Regions from separate parts of the Homo sapiens genome. Here region 2 is linked to region 1. Evidence: chromatin contacts called from ENCODE Hi-C data. All regions are on one chromosome and are shown on one strand. Each heading gives the region's core, a stretch centred on a gene start or an enhancer-like site at or near the end of the contact. The rest is flanking DNA. Distances are from core to core; before and after follow the strand shown.

Region 1 (4,428 bases), core at 959-3,458:
TCCCAGACGGGGTGGCGGCTGGGCAGAGGCTGCAATCTCGGCACTTTGGGAGGCCAAGGCAGGCGGCTGGGAGGTGGAGGTTGTAGCGAGCCGAGATCACGCCACTTCACTCCAGCCTGGGCACCATTGAGCACTGAGTGAACGAGACTCCGTCTGCAATCCCGGCACCTCGGGAGGCCGAGGCTGGCGGATCACTCGCGGTTAGGAGCTGGAGACCAGCCCGGCCAACACAGCAAAACCCCATCTCCACCAAAAAAAACACGAAAACCAGTCAGGCGTGGCGGCGCGCACCTGCAATGGCAGGCACTCGGCAGGCTGAGGCAGGAGAATCAGGCAGGGAGGTTGCAGTGAGCCGAGATGGCGGCAGTACCGTCCAGCTTTGGCTCGGCATCAGAGGGAGACCGTGGAAGGAGACCGTGGAGGGAGAGGGAGAGGGAGAGGGAGAGGGAGAGCGGATTCAAAGTTTTAAGGCCCCTTCAGCGAGAAGCTGCTGGTGGCTTTGGAGGACGTTCTAGGAAGTCCGTGGAGTGTTTGCTGGAAGGATGCTTTGCCCGCCATTTTAATTAACGTGTGCGTCAGAAAGCAGAAAGTTCTGGCAGAAATGGTAGATGAGGGTTTTCCTTTTTAAGATGTTTTTGATGCTCTCCACTGTCTCCTAAATGGAGAAAGGTATGTCCTTAAACAGTTTTTCCTCAGAAGCCAGCTGCAGTTTGCACCGTGGTTCACTGCCATGAGCACCACGGGCTCAGTGAGCCACCTCCTCCTCATGGGCCACAAGGCTGGGTCCTAGCTCTCCCAGGGCCCAGGCACAGGGGGTCTTGGGGCCTGGCTGAGGGCAGGCTCGGGGTGGGGTCTGGCACAGGAGACAGGGAATGCAGGGGTGGTGACTCCGGGCCTCCCAGCATAGGTGGGCATCAGGAAAGGATTTCTGCGGAGCACCCTGCCACAGGGCCTCTGCTCCGGCTTTCCGCCTGGACGCCTTCCTGCTGCCCCCAGGCAGCCCTCATTCTTCAGGGTGCTGTCTGTCCCAGAGCGCAGCTCCTGGAGGGTGAAGGTTCCCTGAAGCTTTGGCTGCATTCCCTTTACCCTGGGGTCCACCCAGGGTCCTACCCCAGCAGCTCAACCAGCAGCTTCTGGACAAACAGAATCCTCCCTGGTTGAGGACTGCGTCTCCCCCCTCACCATCTCAGGGGCCTGCTCCTCCCTCCTCAGACTGGGTCCCCGGCTCACCCTCCATTCCTGGAATCCCCTGTGGTCTGGGTGCCCTCACCAGCACAGCCCCTAGGACAGGTCTCCCGGCTCCTTCCCTCCAGAGTCCACAGCCCCCAGCCCCTTTCAGGCGTCTCCCCACAGGCCCTTCCCTGCTCTTCCTGCCCCCTGAGACCGCCTGCTGCGATGGCCCTGGAGCCCTGCCCTCTGCAGGTCCCCGCTCGGTGGCCCGGGGTGGGGTCCCCCGCTTCGCAGACTCCTATCCACAGTTAGGCCCACGGGGGCAAGGACCCAGACTGCTGCCAGCGGCGGGGAGGGGTGACCCGCGTGGACGCGGCTCTCAAAGGACACCAGCGCCACCTGAACAAGACCCGTGGCGCGCACGAGGCAGGAGAGCTGGGCGCTCGGCGTGAGGCCCGGGTGGGGGTCGCGAGCGGACAGCCCCGGGCCGCAGGCGGGTCCCCCGTTGCAGTGAGGACAGCGGTCGGGCGCCGGGGGTCCTGGGCCTCGGGCAGGGCCAAGTCTGCGCGTGCGAAGACCCCACGGACGGAGCCGCCCAAGCACCGCAAACCCCGCTTTCCGGGACCCACTGTGGGAGGCCCGCAGCGCTGCCCCTCGCCGGGGGCGTCCTGCGCGGCCGGGGGCCTCGGACAGCATCCGCGTCTCGCGTGGGAGGCGCCTGTCTGCGCAGCCGCGGGCCGGGACCCCGCAGGTACAACGCCGCGCGTGCGGCGTCCGGAGAAGTCTGGCCCGGCTGCGGTCAAACCGAGCCCACGTGGACCAGTTCCCCACGGCTGGTTCGCGAGCGGCCTCCGCGCACAGGCCCCGCCCCTTAGCAGGCCCCGCCCCGCCCGATCACAGGGCCCGCCCCCAGCCCCGCTCATCGACGGGGCACGGCTGCGACCCTTAGCAGGCCCCGCCCCGCCAGCCCCCAGATCCGCCCACCAGCAGCGCCCCGCCCCGCCCCGCGGCCCGCGCCTGCGCAGTGGGGCAGGCGCAGTCGGAAGCAGTGTACCGGGCCGTGGAGCGGCGGCTCCTGTACCCCCGGCGCGGACCTAAAGGGGCTCGGGCCGCTCGGGCCGGGAATGGCGGCGGCGGCCGAGCCCGGGGCCCGCGCCTGGCTGGGCGGCGGCTCCCCGCGCCCCGGCAGCCCGGCCTGCAGCCCCGTGCTGGGCTCAGGAGGCCGCGCGCGCCCGGGGCCGGGGCCGGGGCCGGGACCCGAGCGGGCGGGCGTCAGAGCCCCGGGCCCCGCTGCCGCGCCGGGACACAGCTTCCGGAAGGTGACGCTCACCAAGCCCACCTTCTGCCACCTCTGCTCCGACTTCATCTGGGGGCTGGCCGGCTTCCTGTGCGACGGTGAGCGCCCGGGCCCGATGCCTACCCGGCTGCAGCCCTGCCTCTGCCCCGTGGGCGGGAGCCTGAGCGGAGGTGGCACCGGCGCTTTCGGGGGAGTGGAGGGCGGGGTCCCAGCCCTGCTCGCGGGACGTGCCTTCGTGGGGCGGCCGGGGCCTGTGCGCCGTGGGGCCGCTCCAGGCTGCGGGCTTCCTCACCTGGGAGGTGCGGACAGCATCTCCATAGTGCCGCGCGATGGCTGCGACCCAGGGGCTGTGCCTGATGCGAGCGGGACCTCAGCTGGGGTCCCCATGGCCGGCTTCCTCTCCCAGTGGCTGGGGCAGCAGGTGTGGCTAAGCAGGGCTGGCCTGGGCCCCTGGCCCTAGCCCTTCTCATGCTGTGGCCCAGAGTCCCAGCCTCCTGGAGAGCCAGGCCGGGCCCTGCCGTCCCGGTGCGCGTGTCCCAGCCCTGCTCCACCCAGCTGCCCAGCTCTTGCTGGGGTGAGGACAGCCCTTCCCTGTTCTGGGCCCGGGTGCTCCCAGGGCTGGCTCTCATCTTCCCCCGCGGCAAGCAGGCGGGCCCCGGGGACTACAGCCCAGCCTCTGGAGGGAGCGAGGGACAGGGGGACCACAGCCCAGCCTCTGGAGGGAGCGAGGGACAGGGGGACCACAGCCCAGCCTCTGGAGGGAGCGAGGGACAGGACCGGAGTTCTGGACGTTTGACACTTACTGTGTCCTGGCCAGGGACGCTGAGGTGGGAGGGGCTATCCTTAGCCTCAGGCCTTTCTCTGGGGATAGGGGTCCACTCAGGTCAGGGTCCGCAGAGGAGACTGTCCCCTCACACGGGGATGTCGTCTGTGGTGGAAACGGCATGGTTGTTCTGACCCCCAGGGCTGCACAAGGTGGCCTGGCCCGCCAGCTTCTTTGTCACGTCAGAGCATGGCACAGCCATGCCTGCTGCCTGGGGATGCCAGGGGCTTCCCCAGAGGTGGGGAGTGTGCATGTGTGGCTGAGGCAGCTCCCGACTTGAGGCCAGACTCCGGGTCCCCTCCCCCTTCGGAGGGGGCAAAAGGGCCCTCCTGGGCAGCACCCGTGGAAGAGGGGCCAGCAGCGGTATGGGAAGGAGGGCACCCTCCCCGCCAGGAGACCCAAGCGTGGGGCGTGGGGTGAGCAGGCCCTGTCTCCATGGCAGAGGAGGGACCTGGGTGCTGCCTGTCCCCCCTTCTCTCGGTGGACCCTGGCCTGCTTCCAGAGCTTTTCTCTTAAGCTGCCAGGAGAAGCTTCTCCCGGTCCCATCTGGAGACTGGGGTGGCTAGGGCTGCAGCAGGTGAAGGGCGGCACCAGCGGGGCCTTCTGGAAGAGCTCCCTGTCCCAGCTGGACTGCCTGGGGCTCCGTGGCACAACCTTCACCCGGGGCTGTCTTGGCAGTTGTGTCACTGGGTGCCCTGCCCACTCCCAGCCCCCGCAGCCTTTGCCCCAGCCCAGGGTTCCTGCCCTCCCTTCTGCCCCGGCCCCACCCTCCTGTCTGTTTTACTGCTGGGGTGTGGCGCTTGCTCCTCTTATGCCCTCCTGAGCACCCCGCCGGCTCAGGTGCTCCCTGGGTCCTATGCACACAGCCAGAGCTCCTTGGGAGGCTTGGGGCTGTCCACTCCCCAGCGGCTCCTGCCTCCCAGAGCCCTCACCTGCCTTGGGTGGCTCTCGGTCTCAGGCACGGTGCACAGCACGTAGCAGGGACAATTAGGGGTATGCGTAGTTTCGGGGGAGTGAGACACAGATGTCCTTGGTAAAGCCAATCTGCCGAAGGCCGAGAAGCCCCTGCCACCTGGCGAACCTGGTGAGCCCAGGGCTGCCCCTTGAGAGGCCCAACTGCAGAGGCAGGAGGAGTGCT
Region 2 (4,590 bases), core at 1,751-4,250, 610 kb before region 1:
TCGTTCAGCTGGGTCCAGGAGGAACGCCGTGGACTCTGTCCAGCCCTGCTAGGCAGCATGCCCTGATGGCCGTGGCCTGGCTGGAGTATAGGTCACAGAGCATCTGCCCTGCCACACTGCCCCCACGGCAGGGACCCTTCTTATCATATCAGTAGTAAACGCTGAAACGTGACATGAGAATGGCGTCTCCTTGCTGTCCTAAAGCTCATTTCTTGGATTGCTGACAAGGTTCGGCTGTTTGCCATGTGCTGCCTTCAAGTAGTCAAGGAGCTCTGTGTGGCTGATGTAAAGAAATTTTGGGTGGGGAGTGATGGCTCACACCTGTAATCCCAGCACTTTGGGAGGCCAAGGCAGGAGGATCACTTGAGCTCAGGAGTTGGAGGAGGCTGCAGTGAGCTGTGATCACACCACTGCACTCACACCCAGATGACAGAGCAAGACCCTATATCAAAAAAAAAAAATGCTGGGCATGGTGGCTCAAGCCTGTAATCCCAGCACTTTGGGAGGATGAGGAGGGCAGATCACCTGAGGTCAGGAGTTCGAGACCAGCCAGGGCAACATGGAGAAACCCTGTCTCTACTAAAAATATAAAAATTAGCTGGGTATGGTGGCGGGTGCCTGTAATCCCAGTTACTTGGGAGCCTGGGCAGGAGAATTGCTTGAACCCAGAGGCAGAGGTCGCAGTGAGCCAAGACTGCCCCATTGCACTCCAGCCTGGGCGACAAGAGCAAAGCTCTGTCTTAAAAACAAAACAAAACAAAAAAAGATATTTGGCCTGCTTAGAAACACATACATGTCTTAAAAGTCTAATTGGGTTTTGCCAGTAATATTCCAGATATGCAGGACCACGAGGAAGAGAAAATTCAGGTAACAGTTAAATATTTAAGAAAATGACCGATTTCTAGAACATTTGGAGAAAATTGGAAACTCAAAATTGGTTTTGTCTTTAACTTCTACTTCTGTAAGGGAGGGGACATTATGATGAAAGTCTGGTCTGAGCAACTGTGGCATGCAAGACCACAGGAGGCGAGGCCAGGGTGAGGGGCGGGGCCTGGGCCGCAGGCGGGGCCCTGAGCAGAGGTGGGGCTCTGAGTGGGAAGCGGGGCCCTGAGTGGAGGCGGGACCTGGGTGAGAGGCGGTGCCTGGGTGGGAGGCGGGGCCCTGAGTGGGAGCCGTGGCCCAGGTTAGAGGGGGGGCCTGGGTGGGAGGCGGGGCCCTGAGTGGAGGCGGGGCCTGGGTGAGAGGCGGTGCCTGGGTGGGAGGCGGGGCCCTGAGTGGGAGCCGTGGCCCAGGTTAGAGGGGGGGCCTGGGTGGGAGGCGGGGCCCTGAGTGGAGGCGGGGCCTGGGTGAGAGGCGGTGCCTGGGTGGGAGGCGGGGCCCTGAGTGGGAGCCGTGGCCCAGGTTAGAGGGGGGGCCTGGGTGGGAGGCGGGGCCCTGAGTGGAGGCGGGGCCTGGGTGAGAGGCGGTGCCTGGGTGGGAGGCGGGGCCCTGAGTGGGAGCCGTGGCCCAGGTTAGAGGGGGGGACCTGGGTGGGAGGCGGGGCCTTGAGTGGGAGGCGGGGCCTGGGTGGGAGGCGGGGCCTTGAGTGGGAGGCGGGGACCTGGACGGGAGGCAGGACCTGGGAGGGAGGGAGGGCTCGGGCAGGAGGCGGGTCCCTGAGCGGGAGGCAGGGTCCTCAGTGGGAGGCGTGGCCTGGGCGGGAGGCGGGGCCCTGAGTTGGGGGCAGGGCCTGGGCAGGAGGCAGGGCCTAGGCGGGAGGTGGGGCCCGAGGTAGGAGGCGGGGCCTAGGGCGGGAGGTGGGGCCCGGCTCCCTGAGTGGAGGCGGGGTCCGGGCGGGAGGCGGGTGGGGTCTGGGGCTCCGTGCACCCCGCGCCGGGGATGCTTTCTCCCTAGCTTGTTGCGCCGTCCGGTTCTGCCCCAGCCTTAGATCTCAGCTCTGAGCTGCCCTCACATCCCTGCAGATCTTTTCTGGCCACACTGGTGGCCCGCGGGGTATGGCTGCTTCCGTCTCGCGGCGTTGGCCTCCCTGACTGGCCGCCGGTGTAGGGCGCCGTGGGCGGGGTCCCTGGGGCGAGGCTGCCTGGCCTCCGCGGTTGGTTCGGCGGCCGCGGGGCTGCAGCTCCCGGCTCGCACTCCATCATCGACGGATGACAGCGGGAACGGTGGGAGTTCATTACAGGGACCATGAATTGTTGGAGGTAATTTAGATTACAATTTAAAGTTTAATTTAAAAATCTATCAACAAATGTGAAAGTACTGGAGGAACATTTTAAAATGCACTTTAATCTCACCAGCACAAATAGCTTCTCGGGGCTCTAAACATCATCACCTGGAAAAACAGTAAAACTTTACTGCATCTTTAATTAAATTACAAACACAAAGGATAATTAACTTTTTTATTTTTATTTTATTCCTGCCATTGTTTCTCCTTCGAGTCAATATCTTCCGGCTGCAGGAGCGGCTGTTAGGAGGAAGTTTACGGCGAGGCCTGATGGGTGGATGCCCCGGGGCGGATGCTCGGCCCCTGCGCCCTCCCTGCGGGCCCCGCAGCGCTGGGGCCGCGCCCCTTCGTATCCCCACAGCGCGGACACTCCTGGCCAGCCCGTGGCGGGAGGCGCCCTGGGGACACGCGTGGCCGTGGCTCGCGGGTGTCGCGTGTGCTCACCTCGGACCTGGGCGTTCTGAGTCGTAACTCACTCACGCCTCGCAGCGGCGCTGGGAGGCAGCCCCACCCCCTTTTACAGGCGGGGAAACGGGGGCTCAGAGAGGTCGGGCCATCCGCCCTGGTCACACAGAGGCTGCGTCACCGGCTGACTCGAGCCTGGCCCCACCCGTGCGCGTTGCACTTCTGGGTGCTGGGCTGCGGCCCAAGCCTCCTCCCCAGGACGCGGGGCTGGGACAAGGGGGCGAGTGCGGAGGGCGGGGGGGTGGCGCAGGCGCCCACGCAGGGGCTTGACATGCCGGTCCCCATGGGGTAGTAGACCGTGGGGGCCCGAGGGCGGCCGGGGTAGGGAGGGGCCTCCCACGAGGGCCGTGGGCGCAGCGGCAGGGCCCAGCCGAGGCCACCAGGGGGCGCCCAGCAGGCGCGGGCGGGGCCGGGGGCCGGGGCTCTGGCTGGGACCCTCGGGCGGGGATGGCGGCTAGGGGCGGGGGCGCGCCAGGGCAGGGAGGGCAGGGGGGGCAGGGGCCTGACGGGAGCCCCTGGAGGCGCAGCCGCCTCCGGGCTGGTCGGATTCGGGAGCGCTCGGGAGGGGCGTCCAGCAGCGCTGGGAAGGGGACCTCGATTCCGGCCTGGAGGGCGGGCGGTGCAATGGGGGGAGCGCCCCGGCTCTGCGCCTGCGGGGGTGGGGGGCCTAGGGGTGTCGCAGCCGGGCCGCGCCCTTTCCCGCCTGCTCTGCCTCGAGAGGCGACCCCTCTCCTCCCCCTCTTCTCTCCCCTCCCCCTCTTCTCTCCCCTCCCCCTCTTCTCTCCCCTCCCCCTCTTCTCTCCCCTCCCCCTCTTCTCTCCCCTCCCCCTCTTCTCTCCCCTCCCCCTCTTCTCTCCCCTCCCCCTCTTCTCTCCTCTCCCCCTCTTCTCTCCCCTCCTCCGCCCCTTCCCTGCCCTGCCCTCCCCTCCCTTCCCTGGTGACGGTGGGAGCTTTGGTTCGCTGCTTGCCTCCTCCGAGCCTCGTTGTCTGCAGAGGGCGGTTCGGGGTAGGGGGGTCGCGACCTCGTAGGTGGGCGTGGAGGGCAGGGCGCTTCCCATGGGGACCTGCAGAGTCTAGTGGGTCTGTCGCGCTCACGACAAATCTTCTGCCCCCAGCAAGGCCCGTGTGATGCCCTCTCCCCGTAACTGAGGGTCCCCTCACCTCCTACCCCCACACGTTCCTGCAGAGCTTCCAGGCCACACCGGCTCTCACGCCAACGCTCGCGCCCTTCTACACACCGGGTGCGGGCACTAGCGCACGCACCGCTGTCCCCAAGGCTGGTCGGCCCCTCCTGCCTGGCACGCCCGCCCCTGGCACTTGCACGCAGACGGGGTGCAGGCCACCCGGGGTGTTCAGTTTTAGTGCAGTGGCTGCTTAATTATTGGTTAATCTAGCAATTTAGCATGCTTCATTTAATTCTAATTAGGAGAATTAATAGGCAGGGAATAGCGATTTCAATAGACTGGCACAAAACAAAACCTAGCCTGGACATCGTGCCGGTCTGGGGGCCGTGTCCAGGCTTGGGGGGGGCCTGGGGGTGTTGACAGCCAGGACTGCAGACCTTCCCAGGCGCCTGAAGGTCGTGGCAGGGGAAGGCGCTCAGGGCAGGCAGGAATCGCAGGCAGGAATCGTGCTGTGGCTGCTCACCCCGGCCTGCAAGGGCAGCCAGGTCAAGGGCATGGGGAGAACCCCCAGAGCATCCCCGGGCAGCACCCCCACAGCCCCCCACCTGCACCCCCGCAGCCCCTCACCTGCAGCCCCCGACCCGCAGCCCTGCGGCTGCCTGGTCCCGGCAGAGCCTGTGTTTGTCTCTGCTCATCAGGCGGCTCCCTGACAAGGCCCCGACATTGGACAAGGCTGTCCCTCTAATTAAGGTGCTAATTGAATTAAATGGCCGCGGTAAT

The links. Hi-C counts contacts between places; a loop is a spot of excess contacts on that map. Pooled maps may share reads with other maps.
Region 2: a loop to region 1 is called in a map of naive thymus-derived CD4-positive, alpha-beta T cell, with 28 times the contacts of the local background. The contact joins the enhancer-like site here to the promoter of DGKQ in region 1. A Hi-C loop is called at or near these places in 1 of 168 maps with a recorded cell type or tissue (naive thymus-derived CD4-positive, alpha-beta T cell), 2 of 37 single-sample maps with no recorded cell type and 8 of 50 pooled maps.

What each region holds. Positions count from the first base shown.
Region 1 is chr4:971,349-975,776 of GRCh38, reverse strand. DGKQ (diacylglycerol kinase theta) reads left to right here and starts at 2,208. Exons shown (of 23, transcript NM_001347.4): 1 at 2,208-2,565. The coding sequence starts at 2,295. RefSeq lists silencers at 1,940-2,279, 2,380-2,829 and an enhancer at 3,064-3,704.
Region 2 is chr4:1,577,766-1,582,355 of GRCh38, reverse strand. It overlaps a transcript of FAM53A not described here. Among named protein-coding and RNA genes, the nearest start is that of FAM53A, 100 kb to the left of the region's middle. RefSeq lists silencers at 992-1,151, 968-1,194, 1,568-1,777, 1,958-2,017, 2,815-3,094 and enhancers at 3,476-4,348, 4,349-4,590. Within about 2 kb of position 3,000, at least 31 of the 41 ENCODE cell types and tissues checked have a DNase peak (open chromatin) inside an H3K27ac peak, as active enhancers do.